Regions from separate parts of the Mus musculus genome. Here regions 1 and 3 are each linked to region 2. A link is a loop called in an ENCODE intact Hi-C map of the cell type or tissue named here. Cell type or tissue: heart. All regions are shown on one strand.

Region 1 (8,000 bases), 310 kb before region 2:
CCTAGAAAGGTGCCCTGCTCCAGGGCTGAGTCTTCAGGTTAAATGGTCTCCACCTGGGCTTTCGTGGGAACAGGGAGTCAAGGGGCTACTGTGAAAGACACCTGGCTGCCTGGCGGGGAGCCTCCTCTAGGAGGCCACACACACAAAGGGGAAGACACATAGAGAAGGGTCTAGCATCCCAGCTGAGCCATCCTCTGGCTCCTCAGAGCTCAGGGGAGCATCAAGGTTACATGAGATCATAAGGATAGGCTGGAGAGATGGCTCAGCGGGTAAGAGCACTGACTACTCTTCCAAAGGTCCTGAGTTCAAATCCCAGCAACCACATGGTGGCTCACAACCATCTGTAATGAGATCTGATGCCCTCTTCTGGTGTGTCTGAAGACAGCTACAGTGTACTTATGTATAATAATAAATAAATCTTCGGGCCGGAATGAGCAGGGACTGAGCAAGCAGGGCCGACTTGGAGCGAGCAGGGTTGACTGGAGCAAGCAGAGGTCCTAAAAATTCAATTCCCAACAAACACATGAAGGCTCACAACCATCTGTACAACTACAGTGTACTCACATACATAAAATAAAATTTTTAAAAATCTTTAAAAAAATGATGGGGCCACAAATCAATGTGGTTGGTGACCTTTTAAGGAGAGTTAGAGCGACCCTGTGACCCCAGCTCTGGGGATACAGAAGTAGAGAGTTTAAGGCCCATCTGGGCTACACTGTAGGATCCTGTCTTGAATAGGAGGAAGAAAAGGGAGAGGAGAGAGAAAGAGGAAGAGATGGAAGGCCAAGAGGTCCTACTACCCATTCCCCAGTCAGAGTCCCTCACCTGTGTCTCTGGCCCCGGGCTGACCCCAGGCTGACAGGATCTCCTCCAAGCCCCACTCGATAACTTGTTCTTGAGGGAACTCAGATATGTCCTGCTCACTGGCCGGAATTCAGACTTCAAGGCCTCCTTGACAGGGGGTGCCTCCCAAGGCTCTGGGGACAGGGACAGCTGGTGTTCAGGGCTATGGGGCTGGTCCTCAAGGCTATGGGATCCAGGTGCTTCTCCCGGAGTCCTGCTGAGAACAGACCACACTTGAGGGTCTCCTCAGGGTAACCTGTGTGAGCCACTGGTGTTCATGGGTTCCCAAGTGCCTGGCACAGTGTAGGAACCTGTCAAAGCTTATGAATCTTCCTCAGCCCCCTTCCTCCTCCCTTTTTTTTGAGCCAGAGACTCAAGTACCACAGGCTAGCCTTGACCCCTTTATAGTGGAAGACGACCTTGGACTTCTGGTGCTAGGATCACATGCATGAACCACTACGTCTGGCTTACATGGTGTGGCCAGGGGGGTGCGGGGGGCGGCAGGGTTTTGTGCACGATAAGCAAGTGCTCTACCAACAGAGCCACGTCCCAGGTGCCACCAGCATCCTTCTGAGTGTCCTCTGGGAGGGAACTCCATCAGTCCCTAAATGAGTCATTATGGCCTATTTTATTCTCTGGGGAACTACATACTTCCCTGTTTCAAATGCAAACACATCTAGAGAGAACCCCTCCTTTGGCACACAGATCTTTCAGGGGCTCCCTCAGGATCACGCCCACCTATGTTCTTCCCCCTTGCTTTCATCTCTGTATCTCTCCCGATACATCAAGGGAAGGTGGGCGCCAGAGAGTAATTCAGAGCAGGGACTCAGATGCTGAAACTGGGCCTTTTCAGGGATGCCTATGGCCTTCACACAATTACCAGGGGACAAAGCCATCCTGCAGAGCAGGGTCCCTGTTCCCCAGGTTCAGCCCTCACAGGACAGTTTTGCTGTGCAGCATTTACCAGTCCTTTGTAGGCCAGAGAAACCCACACTGCCAGAGCCAGGCATGTGCAGGGAGATAGCCAGGGTGACAGCGCTGGGTAGGCATCCCCTCGAGAAAGACAGACAGGGAAACGGAGGCCAGACAGGTACCGAGCCTCCAAACCCGATGAGAAAGAATGTCCCTGCGTCCATGCTGCAGATGTGGAGACTGAGGCAGAAAGGATGGGAACCTGAAAGTGGGGCAGGTAGGGGCAGCTGACATCCAAACCTCCATGCTAAGCTGTCTTTCCTCTTGATGTCAAGGACAGAGAGACCCAGAGAGCTGAGGTGATTGTCCTGGTCACAGGGCCTGGTGTAGGAAGAAGGACCGAGGTGGCCCATTCCAGACATAGAAAATGGAGTTCCTTGGCCTCAGGGCCTGCAGCCAGGGAGAGGGGGTTGGGTGAGAGGGTGCTGAGTCTCAGGTTTTTCTCCTGTACATTTGGTTTCAGCTTCTGCATTTCTAAGCACTCAGGCCTGTGCCTGTTTCCTCTCTAGCCCTCAGTTTCAGATCAGCTAGGCACCAAGGGCTCCACAGAGAGACGCCTGCATGGTCCCCTTGCTCAGAGCCTGACTCTCACACTCCTGACCACGCTTCTAGTGACCCACTCCTCTGTATGGCTACTCTACCTGCAAGGTGCAGCCAGACACCACTCAGTAGCCCAAGGGCTGGCATCTACATGAGCCTACGCCCCCTCCAGCATGAGTGTGGTGGGCCAAGAGGGCGGTGGGAATGAGCTGTCCCAGGTGCTGAATAGGATGCACTCAGCCAAGCTCCTGGAGAGGCAGAGTCAGGCTGCTCACCCAGGAAGTGAAACTTCTGCAGGGGTGAATGTGGGCTTCCACGTGGAGGCCCCAGGCACCTCCTGTGCATGGCCTGCAGGCCCACAACACAGCGTGGAGGCCTTCCCAGGGCATCTAAAGCCTGTGGCCTGGTGTCTCAGAAGGACGGAACTTTGTATCACAAGTAGAAATCTACCCCTGCATCCTCCACAGAACTCTAGGCACTAAGCTTTGTTCTTGTGGCTCCCGAGGGCTGGGGACTCTGGTGGCAGACTCCTTATCTTCATGTAAGAGTGCTGCTTTACCCAGCATCTAGCTGCTGAAGGCATGGGGACTCACTGTGGTGTACCCGGGTTCTGGAACCCTCTACAACAATCCAGGGCTCAGCCCCTCCCTCCACCTGCCCCTCCTCCCCTCGTCTCTCAGGTCCCCACAGCTTCCCCCTAAGCCTCCTGAGGCCAACCTCTATCTGCTTCCAGAGGACCAAAGGCACTCCCAAACCACAGGCCTGCAAAGCGGTTTCATGTCTCACACTCACGCCCCTCCAAGGCCACTCAGGACCCCTCCCACTCCTGGCTTTGTCTTTTCCCTTCAGACACAAGTGCCAGCACAGCCCCAAAATTCAAAGAAGCTAGTTCCTGTGTCCCCTCTTCTGTTCTCCCTATGATGGGAACCAAACAAGTCACACCCTAGGGCCATCAGAGTAAGCCCTGAGGTATAGAAAGGAACTTAGGAGAGAGGCCTGGTGAGCATGGCTCTGCTTTGTCCCAGTCAGCCACATTCCATCTGTGTCCCGCCTTCCTGTTCCCATTTGTGTCCTGGTGTGAGTGGGATGTGTGTGTGCATGGATTGGAGATCTCCCATGCTCACCCTGTCCAGCTTACTACCACAAGAGCAGTGGTTGCCTGTACTGCCAGGCACCCAGGATGGAGGGACCCCAGGTGCTGCCCCAAAGTACCAGATCAGATAGAAGGGCTCGACCCCTCCCCCACCATCTGTACCTGTTGTTCTCAAACACAGCCACCAGGTTGCACACTGAGTCCTGCTTCTCACAGGCTCGCTCCATCCTGCTAGCCTGCAAGGTGGTCCTCAGTTACCCCAGAAGCAGGGAGGGAGGCAATAGGCTGGTGCCCTCAGCACTCCCTGGCCAGCGGGTGAAGCAGGTCTACCACAGCCTGGAATCTGCCCATCGCTTCTGACTGCCTTGGGGCAGTTCCTATCTTCAGAGTGAAAAAAGAGGAAGTGGTCCCAGTAGCTTGGAAGAGAGGCCAGCACTCCCTACTGTGGGAGGAGCCTGTCAAACTCTCCTTGCTGTGGGAGGAGCCTGTGAAGTACTGCCCGGCCCTCTTGGCATCTGACCTTTACCTCTCAGATACTTCTACCCAGTCCTGTTAGAGAAGGCACGGGCTGTGGCAACAGTGGTCACAGGACGTTTCTGGAGCCGGATCCTGGGATGAGCAGCTTCCTGGATATCCAATTCTCTGCATGGGGGGAAAGGGGACGGCTCAGGGATGTTTTACTTAGTACCATTCTCAGCATCTTCCTTGCATCTGGCGCTGTGCACTGCTGATGGAAAAACAGCTTTTAAATTAAAATGGACCACAGGGTTGGGGATGTAGCTCAGCTGATAGAGAATGCTTGCTTGGCATGCGGGAAGCCCAGGGCTTTATCCTCAGCACTGTAGAACTGGGTATCATGGCACATGCCCATGGCACCCACTTGAGAGGAGAAGTCCAAGTTCTTCCTTGACAACGTAATGAGTATAAGACCAGATTCGGCTACGTGAGACCTGTCTCAAAAAAAAAAATGGGGTCGGATGGGGTGGGCTTTGAGATGGTTCAGGGGTAAGAGTACTTGTAGCCAAGCCTGGCAGCTTGAGTCTAACCCTGGAGCCCCACATGGTGGAAAAAAAATAGACTTTTCCTTTCTTTTTATTTACTTTTATTTTTTATGTGTATGAGTGTTTGGCCTGTGTGAGTCTATTATACCACATTCGTGCCTGGTACCCACAATGGTCAGAAGAGGGTGTTGTGGGAATGGGACCTAGGTCCTTTCTAAGTTCTCTTAACCTCTGAACCAATTCTCCACCCAAAATGCAGACTCTTTCAGGTTGCCTCTGGGCTCCAACCCACACACACTGTATCTCTTGTACTCCTACCCTAAAAAAAACATCTAAAGCTGAACTGGTGGTGGCACACACCTTTAGTCCCAGCACTCGGGAGGCAGAGGCAGGCAGATCTCTGAGTTTGATGCCCACTTGGTCTACAGAGTAACTTTTTTTTTTTTTTTCAAGACAGGGTTTCTCTGTAGCCCTGACTGCTCTGGAACTCACTTTGTAGACCAGGCTGGCCTCGAACTCAGAAATCCACCTGTCTCTGCCTCCCAAGTGCTGGGATTAAAGGCGAGCGCCACCACGCCCAGCTCCAGAGTAACTTTTAAGACAGCTGGGGCTACACAGAGAAACCCTGTCCGGAAAAAAAAAAAAAAAGAAAAATAGGGCAAACAAAACAAAAAACCCCACAGACTGTGAGGATATGCAGGAAGGGGTCCTGTGGTCCCCAACACCTCTTTGGATGCTTTTGTCTTAATGATGTTGATATTTCTCTAGTGGCCCGGGTTGGAGAGCCCCTATGGGTTAGAGCTAACAAGTCTCCTCTCTTTCACTCCCATAGCTGTGTTACACAGTGTGCTCCCTTATCAGAAATGGAGGCCAATGGAAGTCAAGACACCTGACTGAGGTCACCCAGGAAGAACAGGGGAAGAACTGCCATTTCTGAAGCCCAGGTAAGTGTCCTATGACTCCAGCAAAGACCCAGGGAACCTGGAGGGTGACCTCCATGCACTCCATCCTCAGGGTCCCCTGATCACAGCACCCTAGGGAAATCTGCCTCTTGGTCACTCAGGGTTTCTAGAACACGTGACCAGCGCCTCTGCTCTGCTCATTCAAGCTGGAAAGCCATTCATTCATTGCTCTCCCATGGATCCTGAGCCAGGACCCTCCACTGAAGCTAGTCTTTGTCCTCGGATCAAGTGTGAGCCATCCTGGAGCCCAAAGTGCCTGGCAGAGTTTCTGCTGTGGTAGCTGTGAGCCTGGAGCCTCCTGCCCAGCAACCCTGCACCTCTGAGCTCCCCCACCCCCCAGCTGTGTTTGCCACCAGAGGCCAGCCCAGTCCTGAGGACTAAGTCTCACTAATCCCAAATGCAGGGCCTCTGCAAGAGGAGCAAGTGCTCTTAACTGCTGAGCCATCTCTCCAGCCCCACAATGCTAGTTTTATGCCATGCTGAGGATGCAGAGCCGGCCAGGCTCTCTACCAACTGAGCATCGTCCTTAGATCCCCTTGCACTTTTTGTCATAAAAAAATGAAGAACATACCTTAGATCCCCTTGCACTTTTTGTCATAAAAAAATGAAGAACATACACGAGGGTAGACAGAATAGAATAATTCACCCCCATGAGCCCTCTCAGTCCACACCAGAGTTCATTCCCCACCTATGTGTGGCTCTTTCGATTTCCCTTCTGTGTCCTGATTAAGCAAACCCCAAATGCCAAATGACATTATTTCTGTATGTATTTAAAAACCCAGGGGAGATCCAGGACAGCCAGGGCTACAACAGAGAAACCCTGTCTCGAAAAACCAAAACAAACAAACAAACAAACAAACCCAGGGGACTCTTAAGTATCAACACACACTCATGTAAATGGACACATACCTACACAATTACTAAAGTAACACTCGTTTTTTTTTTTAAGATTTATTTATTTATTTATTATATATGTACACTGTAGCTGTCTTCAGACACTCCAGAAGAGGGCGTCAGATCTTGTTACAGATGGTTGTGAGCCACCATGTGGTTGCTGGGATTTGAACTCAGAACCTCTGGAAGAGCAGTCGGGTGCTCTTACCCACTGAGCCATCTCACCAGCCCCAAAGTAACACTGTTTTATTGACATGTTTATACATGTGTACCTACCTATAAAACAAGCAGGGCGGTGGTGGCGCTCCTTTAATCCCAGCACTTGGGAGGCAGAGGCAGGCGGATTTCTGAGTTCGAGGCCACCCTGGTCTACAAAGTGAGTTCCAGGACAGCCAGGGCTACACAAAGAAACCCTGTCTCGAAAAATCAAAAAAGAAACCAAAAAAACAATGTTGCCACTATATTGAATCTCAAGAGATGTTTGATAACAATCTCTCTGTGGAACTAAGTCTCCAGTAAGAACAATGCCAATAGCGGTTAACAAAAAATGTATGTGGGGGCCGGGCAGGGCAGGATACTGAGGCCCAGCCTGACACCTTGAGTTCCATACCCAGAACCCACGTGATAGAAGGAGAGAATTGATTCCTGAATGTTGTCCTTTGACTGCCACCTGAATACCATGGAATATGTACGCATGCATACATACATGCATATGTACACAGCCACATATATGTTTTTGTAAAAGGCATTTTTGCTGTTCTCCGACATACTCCCTGCAGCTGATGGTCACTAAGGGAGAGAGTGTCACTTTCTTTAACAATGTAGCCAGTGACAAGCTGCCCATCATCCAGTGAGCTCTCGCTCATGCTCACACAAGCAACGCTAATTAAGTTAAGCTCAGTGGGTCACATATATTCCGGTAATCCTAGTACTTGGGAGGTGAGGTGGGAGGATCAGGGGTTCAAGGTCATCCTTGGCTACATAGTGAGTTGAGGCCAGCCTGGGCTACATGAGAGCCTATCTCCAAAAACCAATAATAGAACACCCAGGTACAAGTCTGTTCCACGGCCATGCCATGCCTTGTTCCTGAGTTGGCCTGCCTCACAGTGTGTGTGTGTGTGTGGGGGGGGCGTGGGGGATTCCCCTCAGACAATCCCCTGCCTTGGGATGTGACAGCATTTTTGTCACAAATTGAAGAGTCTGGGTCACTTTGATCCTTAAGGGTACTTCCTCTGAGTACTCCAGGTCTTGGGAGACCCCTCTTTGTTAGGGTTCAGCCTCTGCCTCAGCATTGTGCGACGGGGCTTGGGCACGGATGTTCCCAGCCCTGTACCTCGTTGCCCCCCCGCCCCTCCCCCACCCCAGAAGCCTATGGTATAGAATGAACAGTCATCACTCCCTCAGTGCAGAAAGACTGCCTCAGGCCGTGAGCTTCCAGAGAAGGCATCTGCCTCCCCAGGGTGTCCCCTCTTCTGTCCTAATCCAGCTGTCAACCTCACACCGCACCTGCAAAACGACAGGCAAGCCAGGGAGGATGGTCGACATCTCCAGCAAGCTCTCTTTGGCTTCAGCTCCATTGTTACCCCCTAAGGCCTCACCTCCTAGTCTTTGGGAGGCCCTGGGGGGCTGGGGGAGCTTGGTTGATCAATCACGTGTGGGCAGAGGACCACTTGTGACCGTTGCCAGTGGGCAGGT
Region 2 (8,000 bases):
TTGATACTGCTCCCCAGTCATGGAAGCACCTCCGTCCCTGCCATGTGTGTCTGAAGGCAGAGCCAGCTTAGAGTCAACTATAAGCTGGATAGTGGCGGTGGCCCAAGTCCTTTATTCCCAGTGCTCAGGAGGCAGAGGCAGGGAGATCTCAGATTTTAATCCACTGGGACTGGAATCAGAGCATTGTGAGGTGCCATTGTGGGTGCTGGGAGAGATCCTGGGCCTTCGGGGAGAGCAGCCGGTGGTCTTACCTGTTAAGCAGTCTCTCCAGCCAGATAAGAAGAATTCTTAAAAAACAAAACAAAATCTACCAAGTTTGGGTTTGGCTGGGGGTGGAGAAAGTCAGAGGTCAGACATCTTGCAAAAGGGCTACCACGTCCTCTGGCTGAGTCTGGCGTCCTCGGCTCTGTACTCATTCTGAATTATAGTTCTGTAAGAAGAGCGCTTTGCAGGGAGATAGGAGCTCTCACTCTTCCACCAAAGAAGAAGGATTCTGCCTAAGCTTGCCAGTTCCAGCCAGGACATGGCCTGAGGACCGTCCTTCTGCCCCATCTTTCACACCTGTCTCTGTCCCATAAGGCCTCTTGTCTCCAAAGCCATCTGTCTCCCAAACAAACCCCAGATGCCATCCCAAGATTAATCTTCCAAAGACACTCCCTGCTCCCTCTGTCAGCCCGCCAGACCCACCCTGCTCTCTTGAAGGCTCAGAAACAGAAGAACACTGAGCACAAACCCAAGACTCTGGGTTCGAATTCTCCCTCCGCTACTCCAAGCCTTCTCTCCTGCCCCTACAGGTTGGGGATAATAAGGACACATTACCTTAAGTTATGTGCTGAGGGTGGAGTGAGTAAGAAAACAGTGCCTTGGGTAAGGGTATCGCCCAATAAGAGTTCACGCTGACTGCCAGTGCTGGAGGACCTAGGTTTGGTTCCCAAAACGGAGAAACAAAAATGGTATCTGGAGTCATGAACCCTTTTTATTTTTTAGATTCATTGTTTTATTTTTAAAAGAATTATTAGCCGGGCGTGGTGGCGCGCACCTTTAATCCCAGCACTTGGGAGGCAGAGGCAGGCGGATTTCTGAGTTCGAGGCCAGCCTGGTCTACAGAGTGAGTTCTAGGACAGCCAGGGCTACACAGAGAAACCCTGTCTCAAAAAAAAACAAAAAAGAATTGTTTATTTTATGTATCTGAGTACACAGTAGCTGTCTTCAGACACTCCAGATCGGATCATCTGAGCCATGTGGTTGCTGGGAATCAAACTCAGGACCTCTGGAGAGCAGTCAGTGCTCTTAACCACCTGAGCCATCTCTCCAGCCCCTGTTTTGTTTAAAGTGTGAGTGTTTTACCCACAAGTCCAGGTGTGCACCAGGTTTGTGCCTGGAGCCTTAAAGATCGGAAGAGGGAGCTAGACCTGAGTCCTCTGCTAGGGCTCTTAACCAAAGAGCAGCCCAGCCCCCCCCACCGCCTTTTTTAAGGTAAGGTCTCACTATGTAACTACTATTTTAAAAAACAGTATTACATTTTATTGTGTATACATGTGCGTGTGCATGCATTTGTGATCAAAGGACAGATGCAGGAGTACACTCTCTCCTTCTACTGGCTGAGTTCTAGGGTTCAAACTCAGGTCATCAAGCTTGGTGGCAAGTGCCTTTCCTCACTGAGCCCTCTCACCAGCCCATCTCTTCCCATTTCACAGTCCCACTGAAGGATTCCATCTCACTCACCGACTTCAGTGGCTGGAATGTACACGGCATATAAAAGATGCTGAATAAACACGCTGAATTTCTCCATTCTATGATCTGTTCAGGGCAACTGCTCTCCTAACACACCTAGGCATCCAACATACACACGCACACACATACTCACATACACTCATACACACTGTCACATACACATACATACATTCACATGTACGTACATGTACACACATACACACTCCTACACAAATATACACACATACATAAATACACATATTCACATACACACATTCACACATGTATACACTCACACTTATATGCACACTCACATACACATTCATATACACACATACAGTCATACACACATATACATACTCATTCACATACACGTGTATGTATGTACTTTTACATATACATACATACACATACATACATATACACATTCACACATATACACATACACACACTCACACAAATATGCACATATACATACATACATTCCCATATACTCACACTTACCTATTCACATACACACATTCCCATATATGTGAATACATACACACACACATTCACACTCACACATTCACACAACCACATAAACACATGTATATACACCCACACACATTCACACACTCACATCAACACACACATACATACATACATGCACACACACACACATAAATACACACACTCACACACACACACACTCTCCTCTCTTAAAGGGCCAGGTTCCTTCAGAGCTTTCAATTCTAACTCCCTCCTCCACCCCCTCCCTGCTTCCTGGGCTTCAGGACCAGCTCTAGCTCTGAGACACACATTAGCTTGTGATGGGAATTTTAATGCTTTCTCAGCTTCCTCTCTGACTTGGCACTTTGTGCCCACCACCTCCGAGGGGCAGCCCGGGTGAAGAGGTTCTCCAGCCACCCAAATGCCCTCTTCTTGTGTGGTTTTGATGTTTGGAAAGGGCTTCCCAGGTGAAGCCATCAGAATAACTAGACACAACAAGACGTGTGGTCTCGAAGTCACTTTCCGGGCTCCGTGACTGTGAGATGAAAGGCAGGCAAGTGTCTGCCCAGGAAATCCGAGCCGGGCAGTTCGGGGTAACAGGCGGCTTCCCGCCCTGGCTGGGGGACAGCTGCCTACAACCCGGCTGTTGACACACTAAAAAAAGAAATTCCATGGTGACCAGTAGACTCTAGCCAGCACCTGATGGAAGGCGGTAGTTTGAAAATAATCCCTAATGACACCCAAGCCTCCCCGGCCCCGTTCCCAACAAAAGGAGAAACTGGAGAAACTCCTCGAGATGGAGTTTTTTTAAGAGAACTGGGGTGCTCAGCTGCCAGAAGCCCTGGCAGAAGCTGGCTAGGGTTGGTCTCCAAGGTCACCACAATGGCAGCCCCTCAGGCTGGCTGGTGCTTTCAGACACCCACACCCTGGGATAGCCAGGGTTTGTGCTAGCCAGAGGGCAGTGGTCCCTGGAAGGCTGGGGTGGCAGAGGACTGAAAAATAACAGCTATAGCTAGCAGTGCTGTTGCCGGGCTCTGTGTGGGCTCCTCTCCCAGTCTCTCTCGTCCACAATGCCTCATGAGCACCGGTCCCTTCGTAGGACGCTTCTGAGTGTGTTAAAGCAGAGTCTTCTCCAGTCTATATGCAGGGTCTATAAAGGTGACCACAGCCTTCTACCATAAGACAGGTGGAGAAGCTGAGCCTGGGAGGGTCGTTTCTCCTGCCCACTGTATAAGAGATGATCAGGCTGTTTGAGCACTCAGTGTTGCTCCATCCCAGATCTAGGAGCTTCATGGAACTTAGCATGGGCTCTTTCTTTCCCCTGGACTCCAAGTGTAGGACCCCACCTCCTCTTCCTAAATACCTCTGGCGCCCAGCACTCTTATCTGCATGGACTTTGCCCTCTGCCCTTGTGGACCCAGCAGAAGGACTCGCTGATAAGGGGCCATTGCCCAGGTTTATAGTTTCCTCCCGCCTCTCTGGCGACACCTGAGCCTGCTGATCCCCACCCTCCACCCCACAGTCATCCAGTGGCCATCATCCACATTCAATGATAGGGGCACATCCCGTATAGCCAGTCGCCCACATAGTCTCACACACAGTTACATCACTTTTACCCAGACTTAGTCACAAGGGTACACCTCACACACTGCCAGCTACAGAAACAGTCACACATTACACTATGGCTTTACACACACGCCTATAGTCACACCTTACCTGCATGTACTCAAGAGGACATGCGTGCGTGTTCAAGCATGCACACAAGTGAGCACACGCACTCGAGCACCCACACACACATACACATAAACGTCTCTATGATAGTGAATGGGAGGGGCCAACAAGTATAGAGAAAGATTCACCTTCTAGGGCAAAAGATGACTTAGGGAGATAAGACCCTTGCCTCTTTTGCTTTGAAAACCTGATGGCCAGAGTTCAATCCCCAAAACCCACACCAGGTGAAGAGAACCACCTCCACGCCTCACACTTAAGGCCACTTAGCTGCACGGGCAAGCATGAGTGCATGCACATGCACACACTCACACACACAATCAGTACAAGTAGACAGATCTTTGTGACTTCACAGCCAGCCTGGCCTACATAGCAAGACCCAGGACAACCAGGGCTATATAGAGAGCTCTCAAATTTAAAAAAAAAAAAAAAAAAAAAAGAGAAAAACGTTTAAGGTTATTCTTAGTTTATAGACCCTCTTTCAAATAAAATATAGAACAAACGAAACATAATAAAATGGAATAGCTGTTTTTGAAGGCCTTTTTGGGATCCCTTGCTTGTCTGGAACTGTTAGCTGCTGCCACCTTGTGATCTGAGGCGGAACTACAGACTCTGTGCCCAGGGCGGGGCGGTGGCCAGCTGGTTAGACAGGCTCCTACTCCCCACACCCCCCACCACCATATGCCACCAAGACCCGTGACTGCCGTTTTATAGGTACATTCCATTGGCATAGGAAACAGCAGTGGAACCTTGGAAATCAGCGTTTGGCTGGTGCCCATAATGACCCAGGCCACTGTCATCAGTTACAGTGATGGTTGGTGGCAATGTCCTGGCATCCTGATGGGTTTCGTGAACTAACAGTGATGAAGACCCCAAAGTAGTGACTGTGACCTCTACTCTCCAAGCCACCCTTAACATCTTCTGTCAGGTCTTGGAGGTTGGCCCGGGGCACGAATCCTGGCACTGACAGGAGTGGGTGTGTCTAATGATCCCCGTCCTCCCAGAAAGCTCTTCTGAGCCCCACACTGTGGTGAGGCACCTACTATGTATCACTGTTGAGCCCAGAGCCATCCTGCTTCCTTTCCCTGTTGGTCTTATTCGTCTGGGTGTTTTATGTATGGCATGCATCATGTATGCCCCTAGAGGCTAAGAAGAGGGCTGTGAGCTGCAGAGTGGGTCCTGGGAATTGAACCTGGGTCCTCTGGAAGAGCAGCCAATGCTCTTAACCCCTGAGCCATCTCTGATTGTGCTCGTATTTTATGATTATTTTCTAAAGATTTATTTAATGTGAGTACACTGTCACTCTGTTCAGACGCACCAGAAGAAGGCATACAGATGGTTGTGAGCCACCATGTGGTTGCTGGGAATTGAACTCAGGGCCTCTGGAAGAGCAGTCAGTACTCTTAACCACTGAGCCATTTCTCCAGCCCCCAAATTTTATTATTAACTTTTTAATACTAAGTGGGTGACTTAATTCTATCACCAGGCAGTGGTTTCTATTTTCACCTCCTGTTTTGCATATTTTTTTGTCTCTTCCAGGAGGTCCCTGTGATCCCCTGCCTCATGGGCAGCCATTAAGGTAGACCCTTTGTGTGCATGTTGTCATGCCCTGTGTTTTGTAGGCATGAATTGCCATACAGCACTCTTCCCTGCCCTGTAGGCTGGCCTTACATTCCCTACATAGCTAAGAACGCTTATTGAGATTATTAAGATTTATCTTGTGTGTGTGTCCCTCAAAGGCCATAAGAGGGCATCAGACCCCTGAAGTTAGTTACAAAGCAGTTGTGAACCTCCTGACATGGGTGCTGGGAGCTGAACTCAGGTCCTTTTCAAGAGCAAGAAGCATTCTTAACCACCGAGCCATCTCTCTGCTTTCCTTTGTTTCCTCTCCTCTCTCCCTTTCTCTATGTAACCCTGGCTATCCTGGGACTCTCTAGATCTGTCTGCCTCTGCCACTGAGTGCTGGGATTAAAGGTGTGCAACCACTACCATCTTTCTTGTTTGCTTTTTTAAAACACCTTGCACTTCTGACCCCATTGCTTCTAACTCCCAAGCACTGGTATTATAAGTATGTACCATCATGCCTGGTCTCATGTGATGCCAGGGATGATACCTAAGGCCTCATGCATGCTAAGCAAGCACTCTACCAAGCCACGTTGGTAGAGCACCTTGAATGCTAATGTGTTAGGAACTGGGTCATCTCATAGTCTAGAAGGTGGTAATTTGCTGGCTCTGTTTTAATATTGGAAGTAACTATGTTTTGTGGCTGACCTGTATTCCCTAGGCCATACACACTCAAGGTGATGGGCCTCAGGTACCCTGAGTTGGTGGCTGCTCAGCTCAGCCCCACCAGGCTTGTCAGGATTAACTAGTCTTCACCTCCTGATTCCTGTGCTGGTAAGAAAGGGTTAAACAAAAAACCTTCTACCTCAAATTATCCTTGACACTCAAAACCATCTCTGAATGGTGGCAAGGTGGCACAAGCTGTAATCTCTGCAAGCAGGAAGCTCTAGTAGAAGAGCCTGTAGTTCAAAAGACCACTTGGACTACATTAACTAGACCCCGTCTCAAAGAAAGATTCAAAGTAAATAAATAACCAGACATGGCCTATATATCTAGACTCTCAGTCAGGAGACAATGGCAGAAGGCTCACTGTCAAGTTCAAGGTTTACATAAAGTCAAGGCTAGCCTGGGCTACATAAAAAGACCCTGTACCAAAAAAAAAAAAAAAAAAAAAAAAAGTATGCGTGGGGGGTGTAGACCAGTGAGATGGCTCAGCAGGTAAATATGCTTGCTGGCCCAGGTCTGACCACCTGAGTCTGGTCCCCAGTGTTGGACTGACCTCTACAGGTGTAGCATTTGTCCCTCACCTATTCATTATCCTCTACAACACAACTAACCAGTATTTGTCTGATCTCCAGTACCCAAATGGTGGCGCCATATGTAACTCCAGTTCTAGGGGATCCAACATCCTCTTCTGGCTTCTGTAGGCACCAGCACACAGACACACACAGGCAAAACACCTGTACAAACTAATACTTTTTTCCGGCTGGTGAGATGGCTCAGTTGGTAAGAGCACCCGACTGCTCTTCCAAAGGTCCGAAGTTCAAATCCCAGCAACCACATGGTGGCTCACAACCATCCGTAATGAGATCTGACTTCTGGAGTGTTTGAAGGCAGCTACAGTGTACTTACATATAATAAAAATAACTAAATCTTAAAAAAAAAAAAACTTTCTCAAATATGTTTTTTTTTTTTTAAATAAAAGACTGGATGGTGGTGGTGCCTTTGGTCCCTGGCACCCAGGAATCAGAAACAGGTAGATCTCTTTTTGAATACCAGGACACGCAGGGCTACAGAGAAACCCTGTCACTAAAATGGATGCAGACGGTGCTTGTAAAATCCTTGGGGTGGGCAGCCCACCTGCTCTACTATGCCTCAGAGCCAACACGTGTTGGAGGGAGTCTACTGCCAACAAGGGCCAGGCCTGGCAATGCTGTGCTCAACCCTGTGCAGGCTCCACCTTGACCCTGGAACTTTGGTGGGGCAGTGCTGTGCGTGCCTGCAGTCAGGTCCTGTGCTCACAGGAGCCTCGTGTTGGTTACTATTAACAGAGTGCCAACCTGGCCACAGGAGTGGGGTGGTGACAAAAGCAGAACACGAGCAGGCAGCCCTGGGGGCAGGGACAAGCACAAACCACAGGTTAAATCAGACCTGTGTTGACTCCTTGGGGCAAGCTCTGTTTGCCATCTGTCTGAGGCTTTATCTGCCAGGGCGGCTGGCATATTGCCAGCACCCTCTCAGGGTGAAGGGTTGATTGGCGAGGTGACCGAGCTGTAATTTATCAGCCCAGTCCCTCACCTTCCCTGAGTCTTAGCTTATTTTCTAAATCCTGAGATGTGGGTAGCACAAGGAATCATCTCACGCGCGGCTTCGGGGCTATAGATGATCCATTGCCTCAGGAGTTAAAAGTGCTCTCTGCTCTTACTGAGCACCTGGGTTTACTGTCTTAAGAACAACTAGTTTCAAGGGATCTGACACCCTGTTCTGACAGCTACAGGTGGCAC
Region 3 (8,000 bases), 120 kb before region 2:
GTGACTTCTGCTTGGGAGCTATGGGAGGCAGTTCTCAGTACCCCATGAGGAGGAAATGTGGCTGACAGTTTCTAGGCAGAACAGTAGCATATCTCTCTAAGCACCAATCTGGATCCTTTCCTGTCTCCTACTTGCTGGCTGAAGCAAATCCAGACATATCCTGGCTTAAGGGTGGTCACAGTTGGCATCTCCCGGGCCTGATGTGGACGAGGGTGGCGCTCTTATTATAAAAGGCTCTGTGCCAGTATAGCTGAGCCAAGCCCAAGCCATGGAAGGTTCCCCAGAGCCCACCCTGCCTCTGTTAAACTTTACCGCCACCATCCCTATCCCTTCCATCCAGGTCAGCTCCACCATGCCTCTAACCCACTCTGCCTCCTCCTCTCCTAGCGGTTCCTTACAAACCTCTTTCACCTGAGAGTTTTCTCTTCTCTGGCAACTTGGGACACCCGCCAGGTGCCACAGGGTCCAATGAATAAGTTACCATCCCCAGAAGAACTCAGTCGACACAGTGTGGGGCTGCAAGTGTGCTCAGTGGTTAGAGCTCCCGCCTACCATTTGGGAGATCCCGGGTTCCGTCCTGTACTGACAATAGATAAGTTCCCAGCGTTGGCACATGGCTCAGCGGGCAAAGGTGCGTTCAGCACAAGCCAGGCAACCTGAGTTCAACCCTGGGAACCCACAGAGAAGGTGGGCAGAGAGAACGTACTCCGTAAAGTTGTCTTGTGACCTCCATACACACACACACACACACACACACACACACACACACACACACACACACCAATAATTCCCCCTCCACCCAAACCAAAGTGTTTATACATATGAAAGTTTCACAATGAAATCCATTACTTTGTATGGCTTTAAAAAAAATCAAAATAAACAAAAGCTACCGTGGGCTCACAACAGGGCATGGCCCCAGGGACACCTGGACAGCTAACTGGATGTCCCAGCTAGAGCTACAGTGCTAAGCACTGTGTTCTAGCAAGGACTCAGGCCTGTTGGGAGTGCTGTTTATGCAAGTTCTTCCTGTGTTTAATATAGACACAGTCTGGAAAAAGACCCCTGCCACCTGGCTCTCCTTGCCTGTTTAGGAAGTATTAGTGGGAGACCTGGGTATGTGGCTTGGAGGCAGAGCCCTGGTATAATGTGTTCAAGTCCCGGCGTTCCATTTCAGCACCAAAGGAAGGTTGGAAAAGATCCAACTGTAGTTTCATGTGCCTATCTATATGAGACTCTTTGGGAGTTTGAGGTAGGAGGATTGGAGTTTGAGGCCAACCTGGGCAACACAATGGGGAGCTATCTCAGAAAGAAAAAGTTAATAAGAAAGGCATATGGTGGTCACGTCTATCATCCCAGCGCTCCGGAAGCAGAGGCAGAAGGTACAGGAGTTCAAGGCCACCCTTGCCGACACAAGTTCACGACTAAGCTGGGATGCACAAGACAGTGTCTCCGAAAGCCCAAAATATTAATAAAAATAAAATAAACAGCACTCGGGAGGCAGAGGCAGGCGGATTTCTGAGTTCGAGGCCAGCCTGGTCTACAAAGTGAGTTCCAGGACAGCCAGGGCTATACAGAGAAACCCTGTCTCGAAAAACCAAAAAAAAAAAAAAAAACAAACAAACAATTTTTTTAAATGTTATTGAGCTGGGTACAGTGGATGAACCTTTAATCCCAGCACTCAGGAGGCATTGGCAAGTGGAGTTCTAGGCCAGCCTGGTCTACATTAGAATGTTTCAGGACAGCCAGGGCTACGTAGTGAGGCCCTGTTTGGGGAAACTGTCTCAGCAGTGCGGAGCTAATGAATACCTTTAAGCCAGTCACTTGAATTTGACAATTGTTAAATTTTACTGTATCACCTTATCTATATTTTACTAATGCAATTTAAAGGAGATTCCACGGTGGCATTTACCCCTAAATATTTCATTAGAAATGTCTAAAAAAATAAGCACATTTCTGCCACGTAACTCTCAATGCAGTTATCCCACCTGACATTGAACAGTACTTGACTGTCATCCAGAGTCGTTCCCTCTGCAGAGATTGTCCCCAGATGCCTTCTCTTGCTCATTTAAATGAGAATCCAAGCAGACCTGTGGCTCCTTCCTCTGGGACTCCGAATTCTGTCAAGTAGCCTGGCTTTCTTGGTCCACGGCTCCCTTCCCATACTCTGTGACTTGGGGTGGAGGCCCTGGCAGAATGGGGGCGGGGCAGGTCTGGGAGAGGCTGTAGTGGGCGACATCGACATCCATCGGTACCCTGGGCCTCCAGCCTCAGCAGCATCTTCTCTTGCAGCCATGACTTCATTGGGGAGTTCACCACCAGCTACCGGGAGCTGGCACGTGGCCAGAGTCAGTTCAACATCTATGAGGTAAGATGCTCCAGGGGTGGGGTCTCTCCTCATGGGGGTGCTGGGTCAGCAAGGACCCAGGAGCTCTGAGAGGGGTTGGGGCCAGGGATTTCCGGATTGTCTCACAAGGTGGGTTTCATGTTTCCATTTCACAGATCTCCCCACACACCTCATACACCACACACCCAACCATACACCATACCCCCACACAAACACACAGCGCTAAGTCATCTGACTTCCAAGTTCTTGAGTTCCACCCCTTGCAGAACACTTCTGATAGGTCCTTAAGAAAGTCCTGGGTGCGGGCTGGCGAGATGGCTCAGCGGGTAAGAGCACTGACTGCTCTTCTGAAGGTCCTGAGTTCAAATCCCAGCCCCCACAGGGTGGCTCACAACCATCCGTAATGAGATCTGACGCCCACTTCTGGTGTATAATAATGTATAATAATAAATAAATCTTTGGGCCAGAGAAAGCAGGAACTGAACCAGCAGGCCTGACTGGAGCAAGAGGGGTTGACTTGGAGCGAGCAGAGGTCCTAAAATTCAATTCCCAACAACCACATGAAGGCTCACAACCATCTGTACAGCTCTGTATAGCTACAGTGTACTCACATACATAAAAATAAATAAATAAATTTTTATAAAAGTAATTTAATAGCCACTCCCCTCCCCCACACACACACCACCATTCCCCGGCCCTACACACACACCTCCAACACACACCACAGGAAGAGCACCAGGAAGGAAGGGAAAGATGTCTAACAAGCCAAGACCTGAGGTCCCAACTCCAGAGTGGCCCCACGTCTTCAGACAAAGCTTGTGGTCCTCTGGAGGAGTAGCCAGTGCTCTTAACCACTGAACTATCTTTCCGACCTTCATAGTGGTTTTGGGGAAGGAGTCCCCTAGCCCAGGCAAGGCAGACTGTACCTTTCTTTGGGAAGTGGGTGGAGCAGTTATCTCTCTTGGGGTTTGGCTTCCAGTGGCTGTGAAGTCTTGGGTGAAATGGAAATCGGAAGCTGCACAGATGGGGCGGCCGGTTTCCTTCCGTTTCCTCAGACAGCCTCTTTGCAATCAACAAGATACGAGCTGCCTGAGCCAGGGGAAAACCACCTCCGTTTCTGGCGCCCCGCCCCCACCCCCGGGGGGGCAGCTTTGGACCCAAGGGGTGTCACCAGGAGGCCAAGTGGGCCCAGGAAGCCCTTGCTAGAGTCAGGAGTGTGAAAAAGGTCCTCACCAGTCAACACCCCACCTCCAACCCTGAAGCCACCCTGGCGGGACACACTTTTAAAGCAGCTGTTCCTGGGACCCAGCCTCTGCTAAAGAATCACTCAGACGCTGAGCCTCTTCAAGTCCTACTGTCCTTCTGACAGCCCCAGACAAGCCTCCAGTCTCCAACCCCTCCAGTGATCCCCAACAGCACACCCCCCCCCCACCTCCTGAGCTCCCACCATCCTCTGCAGGGTGTGGGGCTTTGCAATAGGATTCTAGTCTCTTCTAACCTCCACAGTGACCAGAATGCTCTGGGTGTGGCTCCGTGTTGCCTTGAAATGAACTTCACCCCACACCCCCACTCTCTAATGTTAAGGCAGATCTCCACTTAAGCTGGCACTGAGTATTAACCTGACCCCATTGTCACCACACCTGAGCCCCACGGGCCTACAGAGGGGAGTGTGCTCCTTCTGTGAAGAGAGGCACGGCTCATGTCTGTCTGGGCCCCGAGCACTGAAGCTGCTGCCTCCCCAAGGACTCTACTGAGTCAATATGGTCCCACTTCTGATCAATATGGTCCCCAGAGGCTTTCTCAAATGTCCCCTCAAGGAAGTCATCACCTTTGCAAGTCTCTACAGGCACACTCTTCTTCCCGAGGTTGTGCCTGGGGCCTTTCCATGACCATGAGACCCTCAGAGGTGGGCCGGTTCATTCTGCATTCCCAGCAGCCTGGTGCACAGGAAACCAGATTTCAGACATGGGGAAAGGTAGCCGCCTAGTGGAGCGGGCCAGTTCCTTGTAGCGTCCCTAGGGGGTGCTGTGGCCCTGTGTGAAGCCTGACAGTCACTTGTAGCTAGAGAGGCTAGGATGAGGGAGGTTCTAGGAAATCCCAGGAGAGCTCAGAGCAGACAGGGTGCTAACTCACTGTCCACTTCGCTCAGATCTGACGCCAACGGTTGCTTTAACATAAAAAAAAAAAAAAAAGAGTAGGTTCAGAGAGCGGAAGTGTGACTGACTACACGTTAATTTAAAGATAATGCCAAAGGCTTCAAAGAAATGTGTCAGGCACGGTTGTGTGTATCTGTGGTCCCCACCACTCAGAAAGCAGAAGCAGGGGAATGTGACCTCAAGGCCAGCCTAGACTACACGGTGAGACCCCTGTCTCAACAATAGAAAGCAAACCAAAATGAGTCTAAGAGGTACTATAAAGAAATCTACACCCCTAAACCGTGTTCTGCTCGCTCCACTCTGCTGCAGGGAACCGTGAAGCAGGGGTCGGAGGTACATTTTGTTCCAAACCCCGAATAAGCTCAGCTGGGTAAACATTAATGTTGAGTCTGCAACTCTGCCCTTCTGCCTGGCAGCCAGGTGGTATTAGAGAAGGCTGCCCCATGGCTAGAGAGGCACTTCTAGGATGTTCAGCATCTCAGACCCAGCCTCAGTCCCCACCTGAGCATGATGCCAGCCCTCCCATTTGAACTTGTCACTCATCCATCACGGGTGACAGCTCTGTACGTATGCACCGCTGGCCTGGAGACAGGTTTCTCTTCCTGTGTCTACCCAGATGGCTGTGTGACTTAAGCAAATCGCCTGGCATCTCTGTGTCCTGGTTCCCTTCGTCTCTGAAGTGGGCATCAATCCTTGTTAGACCGAAGAAACTGCAGTTAAAGACATAGGGAGGGAAGACAGGAAGCTGGTGGCGCACGCCTTTAATCCTAGCACTTGAGAGGCAGAGGCAGATGGTGGATCTCCGAGTTCAAGGCCAGCCTGGTCTACAGAGCAAGTTCCAGGCCAGCCAGAGCTATGTAGGGAATGCCGTCTTGAAAAAACAACAAATAAAAAGACATAGGAAAGATCCCCAAGAGAGGCACGTGGGATATGCCATGTGGGAGAGGGGATAAGAGTTTGAGAACAGCCTGGCTCTGTTGATTGCACACCAGAGAAAGCCCAGATCTCTCGTGTTGAGCCTGGGAACAGAGAGCTCCGTGCAGCATGGCTCACCAGGACAAGGTGGCCCTCCTCCCAGCCCCAGGGCTTCTCCAACACCAGTAACCACAACTACAGCTGGGTCACTGCTCTGAGGCAGCGTCTTGACCTCCCACCCGCTCCCCGAGTGGTGACAACCACCTACAGACTTTACTAGATGTCAGGGGTGAAGGGTGTCACCCACTGTTGTCACTAGTGGGGGGACAGAGACATCCTGAGTCTTTACAGAGCCTACTGTGCGGAGCCTTGTCATGGGACGAGCAGGTTTGGTTTGGAAGCTTCCTACTGTGGGTCAGGGTGGCCCAGAGCCAGGCTCATAGGCTCAGGGCACCCCTGAGTGGGAGCCCCAAGGAGAATGGGGAAGGCAGGACTGCAAATGTGTAGGGGGTAAAAGAGCGGCCCAGCCAGCACAGGCAGGCGTGGGCAGAGTTGTCTTGCAACACCTGGTTGCTCTGGCAGGTTTAAGGGTATTGGGAGACAAAGCTAAAGAAACTGTCTCAGTGTGATGGATACTGGGACTCAGGGTTAATGAGGATGCCCAAGTGCCAGCATCTCACAAAGCCTGGCAAAGCCCTTCCCAAGCTGCGGTCACACCCGTACCCTGCTGGGCTGATGCCCAAGCCACACCCAGGTCTGCTGGGAGCCCCGAAACTGTCCCGACTGCTTTCAAACAGTGGTTACTTTTCCCTACAGGTGATAAATCCAAAAAAGAAAATGAAGAAAAAGAAATACGTGAATTCTGGCACGGTGAGTAGCGCCCCCTGTCGCAATGGAGGGGCATTGCCCTGAGCCAAAAGCCAGGCTGAAGGGCAGGGGTCCCATCTAGGTGAGTGGGTAGCAGAGAACCATCAGCCTCAGGGAATCTCTGCAGGAAGGAAAAGCGGGTGTGCATGTGGGGAATCCCCAGGAACTGGGCACTGTGAGAGGCCACACTGGCATCCACTATCATGGAGAGGAGCAGGGAAGTGACTCAGTCAAGGTTAGACAGCGAAGAGTCATGCAGGAGTCAACTCCACCTTTCATCCTGCGTGGGCAGCAGCAGGCACTGCCGCTGAGTAACTGTTACCACCAGAGACCACTTTGGTCCTTGATTTGTGAGGGCTGGTGGGCTGGACATTCTAACATTCAGCAAATATGTGCTGGGCTCTCAGCAGAACCATACGGGCAAATGACACAGGCAGGAAACGGAAGACCCAGGTCCCTGGTGCTTATAACAGGGGAGGCAGAGGGTTCTTTAGTACCTGCACACACATCAGTGAAATGATTTCAAGAGCTGTGGGGGAAGGTGAAACAGAATGGATCAGATATTGAGAATACATAATAAATATAGAATACAGAATAAATACAGAATAAAGGGACCCAGCCCTCAAAAACAGCATATGCAAAGGCCCTGGGGGCAGCTGTAGATGTGGTTACTGGTGTTGGAGAAGCCCTGGGGCCGGGAGGAGGGCCACCTTGTTCTGGTGAGCCATGCTGCATGACCACACTGCACGGAGCTCTCTGTTCCCATGTTCAACATGAGAGATCTGGGCTTTCTCTGTTGTCTATTCTAGAATGGGTCCGTATATTTGCTATGCAAATGTACCTGGGTTTGTGCCCTCTTTCCCTCCTCTGACCCTTATTCCTGAGAGAGATGTCTCTGTCAGGTAATGTAGTCACTAGGCTCAGAAGAGTTCTCTCCCCGAATCCCATCCTCCTTGGAGCAACCCCACATGTAAAATGGAGCCAGCACTGGGGGTGGTGACAGACCTATGGAAGGTAGGCCTCTGATTGTCCCATACTCCGCTCATGTGTGGGAGAAATGAACCAAGACTCTCCTGTGTACCGCTCCTTCCAATCAAGACTCTTCTGTGTGGGGCTTCTTCACACTCGGGGACTTGGATGCGCTGATGTCCCTGACTGCAGTGTCCCCCAGGTAGAAACAGCATTTGTTTGGGCAGTGCCCTGTGCTCACAGGCCTTCCCCATTCACAATAGAAGCACGCCCAGTCTTTGCCATTAGACCTGGGTAATTCCCCCCCCCCCACCCCAAACACACATCCTAAGTGCCCCAGAGGAGGCAGGACCTCCCCAGAATGGCAGTTCTTTAGATGTGCAACCAAAATGAAAAAGGTCTCGAAACCATTCCTTTTGACCAGCCTTCCTAGCAATGAAGAGAAGGGATCTATTCCAGGCCCCACACGGAGCTAGGAACAGCACAGGCCTCCCAGGGCCTGGGGTGGGGTGGGGCCATCCCTGCTGCGGGGGCACTCATGGGAAGAGTTAAACAAAGTTCCCCAAAGATCCATTGCTCAGACCTGAAGACTCAGAAGCTCGCACTGGCCAGCGTTGGGGCTGGGCAGCTGGACAGGGTGAGAAACTCTGGTGTCTTCTTCAGAGGCTCCACCTGGGCTGTTGCTGCAGCTCTTTCTGGTTGGCTGAGCCACCACCCCTGGGAGGAGGTTCAGTGGCCTCTCAGGTGCT

What was found. Hi-C counts contacts between places; a loop is a spot of excess contacts. Peaks named below come from ENCODE experiments on the same cell type or tissue, not always from the same donor. Only the 100,000 strongest peaks of a DNase experiment are listed, where the experiment ranks them.
Region 1: a loop joins it to region 2, with 2.0 times the contacts of the local background. A loop is called at or near these places in 3 of 42 quality-filtered maps.
Region 3: it touches region 2 in a loop (7-fold over the local background); 39 of 42 quality-filtered maps call a loop at or near these places.

The regions. Positions count from the first base shown.
Region 1 is chr17:29,356,768-29,364,767 of GRCm38, reverse strand. It overlaps Fgd2 (FYVE, RhoGEF and PH domain containing 2), which reads right to left and starts at 3,854. Exons shown (of 16, transcript NM_013710.4): 1 at 3,611-3,854; 2 at 826-1,057. The coding sequence starts at 3,675. In heart, a CTCF peak has its summit at 3,633; DNase peaks (open chromatin) are centred at 2,397, 2,607 and 3,837; H3K4me3 peaks cover 641 bases; H3K27ac peaks cover 1,309 bases.
Region 2 is chr17:29,045,866-29,053,865 of GRCm38, reverse strand. No RefSeq gene overlaps it. Among named protein-coding and RNA genes, the nearest start is that of Gm41556, 6.5 kb to the left of the region's middle. In heart, a CTCF peak has its summit at 4,519 (motif pointing left); DNase peaks (open chromatin) are centred at 2,835, 4,575, 4,925, 7,575 and 1 weaker place; H3K4me3 peaks cover 612 bases; H3K27ac peaks cover 969 bases.
Region 3 is chr17:29,167,690-29,175,689 of GRCm38, reverse strand. Cpne5 (copine V) reads left to right here. Exons shown (of 21, transcript NM_153166.2): 12 at 2,290-2,365; 13 at 6,232-6,285. Among named protein-coding and RNA genes, the nearest start is that of Rab44, 58 kb to the right of the region's middle. In heart, a CTCF peak has its summit at 6,308; DNase peaks (open chromatin) are centred at 2,337, 3,389 and 4,349; H3K27ac peaks cover 781 bases.